2 separate regions of the Mus musculus genome follow, and region 2 is linked to region 1. The links are chromatin loops, found by intact Hi-C in ENCODE. Cell type or tissue: left cerebral cortex. All regions are shown on one strand.

The links. Peaks named below come from ENCODE experiments on the same cell type or tissue, not always from the same donor. Only the 100,000 strongest peaks of a DNase experiment are listed, where the experiment ranks them.
Region 2: it touches region 1 in a loop (2.9-fold over the local background); 3 of 42 quality-filtered maps call a loop at or near these places.

The regions. Positions count from the first base shown.
Region 1 is chrX:143,043,740-143,046,239 of GRCm38, reverse strand. No RefSeq gene overlaps it. Among named protein-coding and RNA genes, the nearest start is that of Rtl9, 55 kb to the left of the region's middle. In left cerebral cortex, no CTCF peak of the experiment used is centred here; no DNase peak of the experiment used is centred here.
Region 2 is chrX:142,694,386-142,696,885 of GRCm38, reverse strand. All of the region lies in intron 2 of Tmem164 (transmembrane protein 164), which reads right to left. Among named protein-coding and RNA genes, the nearest start is that of Tmem164, 14 kb to the right of the region's middle. In left cerebral cortex, no CTCF peak of the experiment used is centred here; a DNase peak (open chromatin) is centred at 1,482.

The sequences.
Region 1 (2,500 bases):
GAATTGTATAGTGATGATGGAGTTCCTGGCATCCTTTACAACTTAAAAAAAAAAGATATTTGTAGATTGGATGTCTTTCTGGTGTCCTCTGGGTTATAGATGGAGGGCCACCAAGTCATCTCTAGCCTTCTTGATGTAAGATGAACCATGGGAACAGTCCTCAGAGGAATGGAGCCTGTTTTCAGAATACAAACCAGGTTCTAAAGTCAGACATCTGGACAGATTATCTGGAATGGGGATGGACCTGGAAAGACTGGATATACAGATGCCAAGGGCCTGATGTACTGGAAGGGAAGGAAGACGAGACTTAAAGCAAGGATGTGCTGGTGGGGGGAAAAAACGAAGTGAGGGAAGCAGCATCGAGCGAGAGAAATGTGGATGTCAGTAGGGGGAAGCAGATGGCGAGTAACAATGGCTTGGAGAGAATCGTGAACTTTTCCGTGTTCGTTTTATACTCCAGTTTTGCAGCTGTGTTATTTCATAGCCTCTCCCACAGCTGCTCAATGAGCTGAGAATTCTTATCAAATCGATTTTATTTATATATTTGTTTTGGTTGCTTTGAGATAGGGTTACAGGACGTGTCCCAGATTGGCCTTGGAGCTGCGTGACCCTCTTGCCTCTGCCTCTCTCAGGGCATGGGTCACTACAATGGGCTCATGAGAGCTAGTTGACAAGGAGGAATATACAGGAGCACTGTAGTTGTGGAATTCGGAGCAAATCACACCACAGATCAATTGTAGAAGCTGGGCTCACATACCGATCAGATGGTAAACATGCGAGGTATCTAAGGAGCCAAGCAGCTTGTGCTTCTAAGAGGATCGTCTTTGGTATAGCTCGGGAATAGTCCTCAGATAGACCATTACCCTTACCAGGGTGTTAAATCATCCACATAAGCAGGGTATGGAGTACATCTATAACCCCAGCACTTGGGACACTGAGCTAGGAAAATCACAACAAGAATAAGGCTACCAAGGTTACCGTGTGAGTGTTAAACTAACTTAGATTACAAGGGGGGGGGGGGGAGAAAAAAACAAACCTGGAGGCATGATGAGCAGATCAAGAGGCAAACTATGGTCCATGAGCCAAGCCAAACTTCTGTAAATAACGTTTTGTTAAAACACGGTCACAGTGTCTTTTAGTTTATAGACTATTTATGTCTGTTTTCATGCTGTGATGGCAATACTATTTTACCCCAGTCTGTATATAGTCTGTAAGGTCAAAAATATTTATACTCTAGCCATAAAGTCAATGTGCTGAACAGGGCATGACAACGCAAGCCTGTACTTCCAGCACTTGGGAGGCTGAGGCAGGAGAATCTCCAATTAGATACCATTCTGGGCTATACAGCTATCTCAAACAAACAAATAAACAAACAACCCTCCCCCAAAAGCAAACTACCCACAATTCCTCTCACAAGAAGCAGCAACCCTTGAGTTAAACCGTGCTCTCAAAGCCTTCCTGTAGTGCAGTGTGGTGGTGGCGCACGCCTTCTAACCTAGCACTCAGGAGGCAGAGGCAGGCAGATCTCTGTGAGTTCGAGGCCGGACTAGTCTATAGAGTGAGTTCCAGGCCAGGCAAAAACAAAACAAAACAAAAACAATATAGTATTGAGTCCAGGTCCAAGGGCTTAGAGGAATTGAGAAGGAGAAGCTCTGAGAAGGTGGAACCACACCCACTGTGGGGAGGTGGCTTATGGGCAGGGTAACATGGCACGAAGTCTGTGAGATATGATTGGAGTCTGGAGGCAGACAAGACAAGTTCAACTTACTTCTTTCACTGTTTTTCCCAGAAGTGCCCTTTGTGTTCCACACTGATACTGAAGGCAGAAGTGCCGGGGCACAACGAACACAGGCCCTGGAGAGTTATAGAAGTCCAGGCCCTGGCTTTCTAACCGACTAGCTATGTGTCTCCACACTTGTCAGTCACATTCTGTCCTTTTAAAGTTCAGCGACTGGCAAACATAGGATAGATATTCCAATTCCGAATGGGGGAAATGAGCAAGAAAGGAGGAAAACGTGGTGGCACACGCCTTTAATCCCAGCACTTAGGAGGCAGAGGCAGGCAGATCTCATAGTTCAAGGCCAGCCTGGTCTACAAAGTGAGTTCCAGGACAGCCAAGGCTACACAGAGAAACCCTGTCTCGAAAAAAAAGCAAAAAGAAAAGAAAAGAAAAGAAAAAGAAAAAAACCCCACCCCACCCCCCACCCCCGCAAAAAACACAAAAACAAAACCCATACTTCAACAAGTTGAAGATAAACCAGCAGAGAACATTAAGTCAGAAGACATTGGGATAATCTTCCATCCCATGTGCTGCCTCTTGAACATACTGGAGAGCCTGCGTGTCCGAAATATTAGGCAGTCCAGCCATTTTGCTTTTATGGGCCTCAGCATATTAGGACAGCCTGCGGTGGCTGGCGTCACACAACTGCAGCTTTTCTAGGCTGCTTCTAGCCAGGAGTTGTATACTAGTGACTTAATGTTTGTTATTGTTGGGCACCCT
Region 2 (2,500 bases), 350 kb after region 1:
CGCATGCACACACCCAAGAGACTGAAGCTTCCATAAAAAAATCTCTTAACAAATGCAAGTGGATCCGCAGCAAGTCCCAGTGTGAACAGTACCCTTTATTGCAATTTTTCCTAACTCTTAGAACTGTGACTTTGGAGAAAGCTCCTTTTATTTATTTATTTGGTTGGTTGGGTTTTTTTCGGGTTTTTTTGTTTGTTTTTCAATACAGGGTTTCTCTATGTAGTCCCGGCTGTCCTGGAACTCACTCTGTAAACACTATAGACAGGCTGGCCTCGAACTCAGAAATCTGCCTGCCTCTGCCTCCAAAGTGCTGGGATCAAAGGTGTGTGCCACCACTGCCCGGCTCTTTCCTTTCCTTTTCTTTTCTCATTTTGTTTTGCCCCCCCCCCGCCTCCCCTCCCCCCCCCCATGAGTTTCTCTGTGTAGCCCTGGGTGTCCTGGAACTCAGTCTGTGAAACAGACTGGCCTTGAACTCATGAGATCTGCCTGCTTCCACCTTCTGGGTGATAGGATTAAAGGTGTGCACTAGCACCGATTGGCTGGAAAAGTTAAGTTCTAATGTCTGTCCTTCCCTTGGGTTGCTGTTTCTTGTACACATGTGCTCCAAACAGCTGTCCCAGGGAGCTAGGACTATCACAAGTAGCACCCTGTGCTCCCCAGTCCTCACCTAAAGAAGTGCCTATCACCCATCAACGCCTGTGAATAGACCGAAGGATCTTCAAGGTAAGGGTGAGGCATCTCCCTATCCCATGGCTGACAAGTCACAGAACGAAGGGGTATAAGGCTTAGAAACTGCATTTAAATTGGCTCTTCCTCTTGGGACTGGTGGCTTAGACTGCAGAGCACAGTCGATTTTAAAACAGCGGTTCTTGAAAAGAGGGGTTTACCAAATACTAGCATTGTAGAAGGCACTGTGATTTGCTGCTGCTGCTGCTGCTGGTGCTGCTGCTGCTGCTGCTGCTGCTGAGGATCCTTTTGTGCTATCTGCTGGTATGTTAGCAAAAGCATCAGGAGTCTGATCTCCTGAGCAGCAAGCCTTCTGCTACACTGTGCTTCCCCCATTAGCTAAGATACTGGTCTGCTTTAACCCTGCTTTTCTGGGCCTGGGTATGGATGTAGATCAGTGGTAAAAACTTACCCAGTACGCACAAAGCCTCGGGTTCTATCCCCAAGCTTGGTAACAAAATAAAAAGGAAGAAATAAACTTGCCTTTCTCTAAGCCCTGTGAGTGGTTCATTCTCTGTGAACAAGCACCTGCCCCTCAATCAAAAGATATTAAGAAAAAAGTCAAAGTGAAATCCATTCACCTGTCTTTATCTACCCCACCCACCGAAAACCACTCTCGCCTGCTCATCTCCTCCCTGGTTTCCTAGACTACCAATCTCAAGATAGCTTGCACCATGGAGTCAGCCCACTGACAGAAAGAAAGAATAAGTAAGCCAAGAGGTCTCTGGAAAACCATCAGAGCCACCTCCTGACCCCCATTCTTCCAAAAGACTAGTTAACCTACGGAAACTTTCAGAATGCCCACAACCATTATCGCCAGGAGCTAGCTTCCTGCAAGCCAGGGTTTCTGCCCACTGCATGCCCGACACAAAGATTCTGGGGAAGCTTTGTTAGTTAAAATTCTAAATCCAGCATCAAATCCCTCCCATCAGGCAGCCAAGCCTGAGACAGCAGCAGTCACAATGATAATCAGGAAGGCATCTCTCATTTCAGTTGCCTTCATGGTAGTTGGGGTGACAGTGGTGGCAGTCACTGGCTGTTGTCACCCTCCTCATCACTATCACAGCTAAACCACACTGAATGAACACTATGAACGTGTCACTTCCTATACAGTCAGTGACTTACCAATGGTTTCTCAATCTTTCCACAACCCTGCTATATTGATACAGGGTCGTTTCATTTCACAAACGTGGAAACACAAACTAAGCTGCCCAGGGTTACATAGCTAAAAGGATTTGAATTCAAGACCATAGCACCTCAGCCCATATCTGCCTTGAAATACATAGTACTACAATTTCTGCCAGTAAAAAAAAAAAAAAAAAACTACCTTCTGGTGGCATGCTCGCAGCGAGCCAGGACTTCTGCTCAATGCTTGATTGAAATGACTTAATTTAACTTTCACAACAACCCTGTTTGGTAAATGCTGTTAGTACTCTTCCTTAGCAGATGAGCAAAACTGATAGAGTAGTTCAATAGTACGCCTAAGGTCACGTAGTAATGGAACGCAAACCCAAAACCAGGAAATAGAATTCAAAAGCTCTCTCTACTAGGCCCAATTTACATGAGGACAAGGAGATATTTCCATTGCCCTACTTAGTCAGGAATCCTGCTGGGTCTCAGCAAGTGAATGCCAGTGAAGAAACCTCTCTAGTCCTCCCGTGTACAGTCAGGACTGGTTAACTCTAGGAAAAGAGGACCCATCTACTTCTAGACGTGTCTCCTAGCTCCCATTTCCTTCATCCCGATGTCTGAAGATACCACCTCCCCGTGGTCC